2 separate regions of the Homo sapiens genome follow, and region 1 is linked to region 2. Evidence: chromatin contacts called from ENCODE Hi-C or POLR2A ChIA-PET data. All regions are on one chromosome and are shown on one strand. The core of a region is the stretch at or near the end of the contact, and the rest is flanking DNA. Distances in the headings are between cores, read along the strand shown.

Region 1 (5,322 bases), core at 626-3,125, 760 kb after region 2:
CAGGTGGAAGGAATATCTGAGCAGAGATGCAGAGGCAGAGAAATAAGAATGTTTGGGAACAGCAAAGCATCTGGTCCAGTTGTGCATAAGGTGAAGGAAAGGCGAAGTTGGGAGAGATGAGGAAGAAGAGGCAGGTTGCAAGTGGGTGATGGAAGACCTTAGCTGCTATGTTTGGAATTGAAGATAGAGTCATTGGCAGGGCTGGGGGGAGCAGATCTGGTAAGATCTATGCTTTGAGAACAGTTCTCTGGAAACAGACTTGGGTTATAAAAGGAATTATGGGGCAAGAAGGCAAAGGATGTTGCCTAGGTGAAAAGGGGTAATGAAGGCTTTTAATGATATTATACTTAACTCTGAAATGACCACAGTGAACACTTTATACATTTTACTTTTACCCAGTAGAGAAGACAAGGCATGCATTTTCCCCCCTTTTAACAGATACAATACCAGAGGCTCCAGATGCTTAAGTGTCATGCTCTAGATATCATGATGAGTAAGGAGGAGCCAGGGCTTGCCCTTGGCCGTCTTCCTAGGGGCTCTTTCTAACATGTGAGACCTTGCAGCTGGATCCAGCTGACTTTGCTTTGCTGCACCACAGGCTGTGACCCATTTCTTCACCACCAGGATGATATTCTTTTGAGGTTGCGCCCTTGAGCAAATAGCTCCAGTACATCTGAATCTTGGCTTGTGCCTGATGTGCTTATGTGGCCTGAATGCAGGTTTTCTTTTTCCCTCATGAGAGAGGATTTTCCAAAAGGAGTTTCAAAAATAATCTGTGGTGGATACTGAACATGTGCTCAGCAGCTAAGTGAAAGGACAATGATAGTGTAGCAGGAAATGGCAGTGGAGTGTTAGGAATGTTGAGCTTTGGAGTCAGGTTGCCTGAGCTAAAATCTCTGCTCTGCCTCTTACTAGCGGTGTGACCTTGGCCAAGATACTTGACTTTCTAAATCTGTTTGTCTGCAAAATGGCGATAATAATGAAGTCACCCCATAGAGTTGTGAGGATTCAATGTGATAATGCAAATAGAGACCTTGGAAGAGTACCTAGCTTATCATAAGTATTTAATAATGTTGCTGTTCTGGTTATTGTTGCTATTGTCTTACCTAAAACATGGCGGGACGTGTTTCGTATAGTTCTGTGACATTTGAGCTTCAGTGCCATCTAGTGGCCAGGACATTTCAGAGGGTGCTATTAGCCCAGGTGTTGCACCCACAGGTGATGCGAGGGCTCTTATTCTGTAGCTTAATGACTCGCTGCTAACTGATTTCAAAGGTGAGTGCTGGGTATGCAGGCCAGGACTAGGAATATTGTGTGATCTGACCTCATTACTGGTTAAGTTGCATGAAGAGAGTAACTTTGTTTTTACAGACAGAAAAGGAAATCATCATGGCCACGGGATCTCGGATGCCTTCTCTTCCTTGGCCTGGCCACACAAGGGAACTCTGTGTTTCCAAAAGGTGTAGCTCCCCCTTGGAGCACGACAGGATACAGGCCGACTTGCCAGTGTAGTGGTTAGGAATGTGATTATCTGGTCCCGTGGTTTGTGAGTCACCAGCTGAATGACTGTAGCAAGTTACTTAACTTCTGTGAAGAGTAAAAATCTGTACCTCACAGGATTTTAATGAGAATGCACATATATGCTTAGCACAGGGCCTGATGCATAGTAGGTGCTCAGTAAACATTAGTTGTACTGATTTTTCACTTTTGCAATAGATTTTTGTGTTAAAGAGGGGCCATTCATTCATTCATTTTTTTCTTCACACATTCATTCCATCATTCAATTGCTATCTGGAGAACATACTGTGTACCAGGAACTGAGTTAGATGAAGCCTTGCGTAAAACAAACACAGCTCCTCATGGTTGTGGTGAAGGGCATTACACAAGCGATGCCAGGGGAGCTGGGTGTCCCTGAGCAAGCTGTGGACTGAACAGAGGACTTTCTACAGAGTATGATTCGCATCATAAGTATTATAGATTTGTACAAATTTACATGCAAGTTTTAAAGCAGATGGGAGTTTCTTGTTCTTAAAAAATATCAGTATATTTCAATGATTTCCAGAAGATGAAAGTAAAGTGCCTTGAGGAAGGGGTGCCCTTTGCTAATTTGTCTAAAAGCACTGTGAGGTAGACATGGCGATTACATTAAAGTGTATTGGATTCATTCATTGTAGCTCTGGTGGCTCAAGTGACCACTTTTATGTATTGAGGGACTAAAGAGCGTGATGTTTATTTATGTTTAAAATAAATCTATCTATCTGTCTATCTAATTAATCTCATTAGCCCTTCCTCCAACTTTTCTCTACATTAGCCTTATGTTCCTATTTTACTTCTTTTCACAGGAATGCAGCAAGCTCACAAAGTCCTGCTTCCTTTAGAAAATCACCCTGCAATGTACATCACAAATGAGATAATTCTCCTAGACTAAGTCCTAAAGTAGTGATTTTTATAAAGGGCGTGGTAAAGGATTTTGGGGAGAGGAGAAAGTTGTGTATGCTTGGGAAATAATGTACTCAATACAATAATATATTAAGCAATGAAATATAAAGCAACATAATATTATATACATAAAATATTCTGTATTATACTGAATAATAAAAATATATATTTATTTTACAATAGTAAAGATCAACAAATTCTTCCTGCTGGTGCACCTACACAGAAGATAGACTGCTCAGAGATATGTAGAGACATTCCCACACAGAAAAACCTACTGAAATCTAGCTGAGACAGTGGAGTAGGATCTTTCCATGTATCAAAATGGAACAAAGGTTAAAGAAAAAAGGGGTCAAAAAACTCAAAGGCTGGAAAATATCTGCGTAAGGCTTCAAACATCTCTTGAATGGACATTGCTTGGGGATTCCCTGATAATAGCAATAATGGTGATGGTGATGGCCTTGCTTTCGTGCCAGGCCTCAAATCCTCCTCACCACATGGAGGAGGAGGTAGGTACAAATGTTTGGTAGTGAGGCTGCCACGACTCCTTCTTTAGCAAAGCTCAATGACTTTTCTGGAATCAGTTAAATTTTTTCTTTCTGGGCCCTGCATCCCTGCTTGGGTGCTGTTTCTTGAGCTTCCTGAATAGCAAGCTCCTTCCTTGATCCTCCTTGGCAGCCTGTTTCATGAATTAGTTTTCCTTCATTTAGCTGCGTTCTTCAGACCCCAGAGGACAGTTGAAAGGTTAATTTTATAACACTTAATACTAGTACGAATCCTCAGGGTCAGGATCTTTTTACCAAAATACCACTTCTTTTATATTTCCTTTCCAGCCTTCATTGTTCAGTAGTTCTGCAGAAGTGATTTCTGCTTGAACACTGCTGGTAGGGAAAAGCACAGAATATTTCCTACATAGTTGTTTTTTGCTTTAATAACATTTGGCTTAAGAATGTCTTTTTGCCTCTTAAAAGTAGGATATTTTTCATTTTGTTCTGTGGATTTGGTTTATGGCTACTGGTCAAATTTTGTCTAAAAGTTACTATTACTGAATGTATTTCCAGAGGATCCTAGGCTAAGGTGACATAAATTTTATAATCTTTTTAGTCAGTTAAGTTAGGGAAAAAATCTTGGTAGAATTGGAATAAAATTATTTAAGTGTTGGCCCTTAGCTTTCAGTCTCCAAAGCATGACAATTGACTAAAATCTCGCTCTCATTTACACCCTAAATAGGCAACTTCATTGTGTCAGATGCCATGATAGATCTATCTTGAATCTGTGACTCCTGTTTCTTGATTCTGTGATATATCATCTCTTTATTCTATGAAGGCTGGGGTTTTAAAGGACTTTACCTTAAATCTCCTTTTTTTGTAGTGTGTGTGTGTGAATGGTCCTTCTTCTGATGGCTTGCACAGGAAGCCTAAGGCGTAATCAGACTATAAAACCCCTGACCAGAAAGGAGATGGTAAGTTCAGCTACACACTAAGAAGATAACAGGCAGCTATTTACTAGCCAGAAAGATAAGGGAATGAGTTTGATTCCTCATTAAAAGCTTCATGGTTTAAGTCTTAAAAAAAAAAAAAAGCCTTGGGTCTTTGCTTATTAAGTTACATAAACAAGGTGAAGTGTCATGGAGGGTTGTTGGGGGAGGAATGGAAACTCTTGGTGTGACCTATAATTAGAAAATTTCCAAACAGAGAATAAAAACAGAGACTGTATGCCACTTCCTGACCCCACTCACCCATACAGGCTAAGCCATTGGTGGGAGACAGATAAGAAAACACCAAGGAAGGAAACTTGAGCCAGGCTGCTTGTTCGCTCTGATGACGACTCAGCCTGGGATGGGAGGATTGAATATTCCCTTACAGTTGAAACGATCCTGAAGGCATCTTAAGAAGGAATAGCATTACTTCCATAAACCACAATCAACCAATAACATGAGGGTATTCCATGCTGTCCCTCTATAAGGACCTTCCATACTGTGTTGCTAATGAAATAGCTGGAGATAGTTAATTAATTACAATAGAGAAAAAGGCCTGGGTTGGTATACTGGCTCTTGTCCACGACTTCTGGAATTTTGGGCAGGTTGCCTCACCCTCCAGCCTCGCTGGCTGGTCTGTAGGGGAAAATGATGGCTGCACATCTGTTAGGGTAGTAAAGATTCAACGCGATGAGGCATGTGAAAACACTTAGAAATCTGCAAAGATCCTTTACAAATGCTGGCTGTTGTTATGTTAAACATGTCTTTGTACAGTGTGTAATGGTCTTCCCTACTTACAATAACATCAGGAATCTAAAGCAGACTATGGTTTTTCTCACTAGTAGACAATCCCTCTGTGAGGGGTGTAGTCATTGGTAGCAAGAGTTTATAGAGGTCACCACCCCCTCTGCTGTGACTCACAGACCCCATGCACCAATCAAGGTGCAATCCTGAGGCTCCACCAGGTTTCCCAAGGCCAAACTCGATGCTAGCACGGAGCAGACTGTGGTGTGATTTCTAGTGTAAGGCAGGGAGTCAGAATTCTGCTCTCCCACTTACTTGTTTTGTGACTTTCGGCAAATAAGTTCATTTTTCTGAGTCTCCATTTCTTCTTATGCATGTGCCTTCCTCCTATCCATTCACATATATCCCAAAATGAAATGTGAATATTGACCCTGCTGGTTTATTGATAGGTTACATGAGTGAAGACATTGGTGAACTGTTTGAGGACAGGGATTTCCTCCCAAGCATATTACACAGTGGCTTGCATATAGTAAGTGCTCAATTAATACTGATTTAATAAAAATATGTTTAAAAACCCTAGCATTGTGACAGGCACATCATACACATAGCTGCTGGTTTGAATTTTGGTTCTATATCTTCAATACCTTTTTTCCCCTCTTAAATAA
Region 2 (5,448 bases), core at 1,421-3,920:
ATAATAAGACAAACATCCCAATAAGAACATTAATTTGGGCTAAAACTGTAATTTAGTTGCGCTAAAGATTCGAACAGACACCTCGCATAGGTGTCTGAATGGGAATGATGATATGAAATGGTGCTCAACAGTAGTCAACATGGAAATACAAATTAAAACAACAAGGTACATTTTCTCCCAAACTAGAATGACTAAAATTACAAGGACCGACAATAGCAAATGTCGACAAAGATCTGGAGCAACTGGAATCTTCACACATTGCTGACAGGAATGTAAAATCACTTTGGAAAAAGTCTGGCAGTTTTTTTATAAAGTTAAACATACTTCTGGACTATAACCCTGTGATTTTATTCCCAGGTATTTATAGAAATAAAAAATATTCACAAAAATACTCTACAAGAATGTTCACAGCTTTACTCATAGTAGCCCCAAACTGGAAACAACCTAAACCCCCATCAACAGCAGAAGGGGTAAAGTATGATATATTTATACAGTGCAATACTAAGGGATAAAAGGAACTACTGATACACATCAACAGCATGGATGAATCTCAAAAACATTATTTGAGCAAAAGAAACCAGACAAATACTGTATGACTCCATTTACATGAAGTTGATGAACAAGTAAAATTAAAACTATGGGGCCAGAAATTAAAACAAGAGTTGTCTGGGGAGGTGAGGCGGGCTGCAGATTGCCCGTTAAGAGTTAAGACACAACTTTTTAGGGTAATGAAAATATTACATTGATTGGGGTAGTGGTTACACAAGTGTATACATTTAGAGAATTTACTTTTCAAATAGTACACTTAAACTCTATGCATTTCATCATGTAAATTTCACTTCAATTAAAAAAAAAGACACACATAAGTACCTCTGTTCAAGTTTTTATCTTTGTCTTTTTAAATATTTATGAATATATTCCTATCAATCTGCCCTAAAATGGAGTTATCCAAAGAGCATTTCTTTTTTTTTTTTATTTTAATTGTTACCTTTTTTAGAGACAGGGTCTTGCTATGTGGCCCAGGCTGGTCTCCAACTCCTGAGCTCAAGGTATTCTCCCACCTCTACCTCCCAAAGTGCTAGGTTTACAGGTGTGAGCCAATATGCTCAGCCCAAAGATCATTTCTTTAGAAACTCTGCTCTTTTCTAACCTTTGCTAACTAACTGTAGTCATGGTACTCGTATTTCTAAGCCAAATAAAAATTTTGTTTTACATCTGTTGTTCTTCACAATATATAAAAAATGCATTACATGCATGAGCATACATGTAAAAGTCGATCCTCACAGCTACCCTGTGAGGGAGAAAGACCAATGATATTATCCCTACTTAAACATGAGGAAAGGCTGCCTCAAGAAAGTAACTCTTCCAAAACCACGGGGCCACAAAGTAGGTGGGCAGTCATCAGAGACCAGGTCTCCTGAGTCTCTCCTTGGTCACTCCTTTCTGTATATCTTTCTCTTTGCTCTTGTTAACTTTTTTTGAATGGCTTCCTCATAGATTTCCTAGGTTCTTTCCACAAGAGACACCTAAGTGATGCAGGGTTTTTAGGGAAATTCCTGCAGACATCAGAAATACACCTGACAAATCCAGGTGTATTACTAGCAGGGTGTAAACTTACAGGCGGTGCACCACTCAAAACATTTCCCCTCTTTGCTACCAACTCCAGTTACCCAGAGATAATACCTCCTCACATCCTGCTTTGGAGGGGAGAGAATGAGAATGAATATGAATCAATAAATCATGGCCAGGGCCTCAATACACAGGACGGATTAAAATCCTCCCAGATAGAAACATGTTAGGCCGTCCCCACCCATGAACTGTTGTCTTTCCCCATAACCCCCATCCAAATATGGTGGCTATACTCTAAGTTTCTAGCAAAGCAACATAAAAGGTTAGGTTTGGGGGTCCCCCATACATATATGTGTAGAAGTATCCATCTACTTAACTCTGGGGGTTGGCGTCTCAAAACCAGTACATTTAATGCTGTATGTATGTGTGCACAGGGCTTAAGAAGATAAACAAGAAACCCCAAACGACAACAAAGAAACCCGTTAGCTGTGGTTATCTCAGAGTCCTTTCTTATTGAACTCAAAGTAGTAAAGGCTGGAAAGCAGTGGAGAGGCTTCAAAGGAGCTGGGCAAAGGTTAATTAAAGGCTGTCGTCCTACGCTTTGCGACATTTTTGTTACAAAGAGCATGGATGACTGCTACACTGAGAAGGCATTTTAATGTTTAAATCTATCCATTGGTCAACAGCAAGCCTGTCTGCACGGCCCACACAGACGCTCCTTGACGAGTCGGCCCAAGCTCTCCTCCACCCAATCTCCGGTTTGCAACTTTACCGTCGGGTGTTGACGGGAAGGGGGTGTGGGAGCGGGGTGGGTGGGAAGAGTCCCCGCGCCCCTCCCCGCCCGGTCTGACCCGGCCTGGCCTCACTTCCTCCCGCGGCCGCGCGGCCTCCCGGCAGTGCCCGAGCCCGGCCCGCGGGTACCGCCCAGAAGGCGAAGGCGCCACCACCGCCGCAGCTGGCCCTCTGGCTCCCACATCCGGACTCACCGGCAGCTCCAGCCGCCGTTGCCTCCGCCTCCAGCCGCATTGCCCTCAGGCCTCGAGTCCCCCACTAGCTCCTTCCGTCCAGGCACGGGCTCCGGCGCTAGAGCAGTTTGAAAATGGCGCGGAGGGACGATCGGGGCCGACACGGAGGAGGCGCCGCGGTTGCCCCGGTAACGGGAGCGGCGGACGATTAGCGGCTCGCGGCGGGGACGCGCTTGGCGACGATGGCGGAGCCCCAGTGCCCGGAAATGCAACGGCCCGGACAGCGCGAGGCCACGGCGCCCCCTGGAGGTCGGCGCCCGCGGCCAGCAAATGCCAAACCTCAGCTGGTGCCTGAGCTGGCATCCTCTTCCTCCTGTCGGCGGGAGGTGTGGATCACCTACTGCGTGCGGGGAACAAACGCCGCCCCAGTACCGGTCCCTGCAGCGGAGTAGCCTTCACCTGCAAGGTGAACGCCTGCTCACCACGTAATCCCCAAACGCAGATATCACGTTGTCTCTGCAACTTTCCCTGACAACCACCCAATGCAATTAATTATCCCACAATAGTATCTCCCGCAGGCTCTCTGTAGAACCATAGAATTCATCCATCAAAATACAATCATTTGTTGATCCGTCTCTCTCTGCCGCCCCCAAATGTGAATTCCTTGAGTCAGAGACTATTCTACTCAGCAAAACATTTGTGAGTGGAATTAAATTGAAATAAACCGTTATAGTCCACTCACAGATGGAAAACACATAGTAAAATCCTAGAATTCCATTTCTCCCCTGAAAATTTCCCAGACAGTCAGAGGGAGTTTCATTCTTTCCTGTTTACTTTTCTCCCAAATAGGCCTTCTGAGGCAGCAGAATAGGGAAGGAAGTCAGAAGACTGACCAGCTCATACCTATGGAATGCCTATCATACATACACTTAAAATTATGGCAAGCTCACGCAGGCGCACTAAGAGAGAAAAAACAAGAAAACAGATATGACAATTATAGGAAATCCCCTCCCTAGAGTTAAAGAAGTGTAGGAAGTGGGTATAAAAGAACAAAGGCTATATTAATCCAGGGCTGACACCACTTGAAGATAAGCCCGTTCCTCTCTCTGGTATATTCTTTGCTTAATAAATCTTGTGGGGTGGTTATTTGTGTGTCTCATCCAATTCTTTGTTCATAACACCAAGAACCTGGAACTCCCAACTTCCAATCTGGTAACATATTTTGGTGAGCCAGCCAGGAGGTAAGCCCAGAAGAACTGGGACTTTTTATTTTCTTTCTTTTTTGCTTCAGCTCTTTCACTTTGGTTTAAAGCTGCCTTCTGCTGGCACGGATTGGGCAGTTAAGAACGAAAAAGGCACTGGCCGCTTGAAGACTCCCATTGTTGCGGGAAAGCAGAGGACCAGAAAGACCAATGGGTGGAGCAGGAGGATTTTATTAAGGTGTGCACTGGCTCCGTGGATTTGCATCCAAAAAGCTGAGCCCTGAACAAAGACAGAGCTTGGCTTATATAGGCTAAATTAAAAAAGCAGAACCAAGGCAGTAAATCACACAGTGACAGGTTTTGTAATCTATAGCATAACTGCTGAAATTTGCATAACTTTTGGCTTTGCTTAGCTGGTGGCCTTGCAGCTGCGTCAAAAGAAAAACAGGAACCTACAAATCTTTCTAAACATAGGCAAAAATAATCATAATTAATGGTCTAAGGAAAGAGAAACAGTAAAGGAATTTGTTTTTCTTAACCATTGCTCAGGGGTGTTTGGAGCTCATTCCTGGCTTCTTAGACTAGGTCACCATGACCTTCCTATAGCCTTGCTTGTTACTATCCTTAGAGTGAGTAAATGCAGTACAAAACTTTCTTTAAATTCCTGCCTCAACGTGACAGGATAACCTGATTGGGGAATGGAACAGATGGGTCCCACGGGGTACAAGATCAATCCCTGCAACAGTGAGGTGCATGTTTGTGTGGCTATAATTATTACATTATTTGCTGCTTGTTTTTTTGTTTTTGTTTTTGTTTTTGTTTTTGTTTTTGTTTTGAGATGGAGTCTTGCTCTGTCACCCAGGCTGGAGTGCAGTGGCATGATCTCGGCTCACTGCAACCTTCACCTCCCGGGATCAAGCAATTCTCCTGCCTCAGCCTCCTGAGTAGCTGGGATTACAGGCACCCACCACCATGCCCGGCTAATTTTTGTATTTTTAGTAGAGACAGAGTTTCACCATGTTGGCCAGGGTGGTCTCGAACTCCTGACCTCAGGTGATCCGCCCACCTCGGCCTCCCGAAGTCCTGGTATTACAGGCATGAGCCACCATGCCCAGCCAGCCACCGTGCCCAGCCTTGCTGCTTGTTTTATTTTTTTTTTCTTTTCTTCATTTGTGTTGGGATATCATGTTTTGACCAATTAGAGATCTCCCCCCAACCCAAAGGGCCAGGACAACAGGTAACTGACTGTGGGGAGCCCAAGGATTAGCATCAGCCTGAAGATTAGGGCCAACCACCTGGATAATGAGAGTACCCTGCTTCTTCTGTGAGGGATCAGATCTAGATTGTTTTAGTTTAGTACATCTGGTGCTAAAAGAAAACTCCTGGTGGAGACTCTCGGATCATTGCATAAATTGCACAGTGGATCCATGGGGAAATTACTGTGCCTGGTTTATCTCATATAGTCAGAGGGCACTCTACTATCTTATTGAGAGGCCAGTCTCTAATAACAAATTTAAACTAGGCAGTCTGCAATTCCTTGCCCTTCAAACTAGAGTTACTACAATAATTAAGGAAACCATTTGGGAAGAAACTCTTTTGGCCAGCTACAGGGATACTAGAAGCCAAAGGTTACACCCAGGAACTAAAGGGAAACTTATCATAGGTCACCAATTATGGCAGGATCCTTCTTCAAATGGCACTGGTGCCCACTA

Evidence for each region. Hi-C counts contacts between places; a loop is a spot of excess contacts on that map. ChIA-PET counts read pairs that join two places held with the same protein, here RNA polymerase II (POLR2A). Pooled maps may share reads with other maps.
Region 1: a map of HCT116 shows a loop between it and region 2 (4-fold over the local background). The contact joins the enhancer-like site here to the promoter of CEP135 in region 2. A Hi-C loop is called at or near these places in 1 of 168 maps with a recorded cell type or tissue (HCT116) and 6 of 50 pooled maps. POLR2A ChIA-PET finds 5 or more read pairs at or near these places in 1 of 52 experiments (activated T-cell).

Annotation. Positions count from the first base shown.
Region 1 is chr4:55,180,649-55,185,970 of GRCh38, reverse strand. No RefSeq gene overlaps it. Among named protein-coding and RNA genes, the nearest start is that of KDR, 58 kb to the right of the region's middle. Within about 2 kb of position 1,875, at least 8 of the 41 ENCODE cell types and tissues checked have a DNase peak (open chromatin) inside an H3K27ac peak, as active enhancers do; they include HCT116, where a contact is called at or near this core.
Region 2 is chr4:55,946,167-55,951,614 of GRCh38, reverse strand. CEP135 (centrosomal protein 135) reads right to left here and starts at 2,670. Exons shown (of 26, transcript NM_025009.5): 1 at 2,556-2,670. It overlaps EXOC1-AS1 (EXOC1 antisense RNA 1), which reads left to right and starts at 3,603. Exons shown (of 5, transcript XR_941069.4): 1 at 3,603-3,775. RefSeq lists silencers at 2,265-2,724, 2,775-2,914 and enhancers at 2,129-3,093, 3,712-3,861.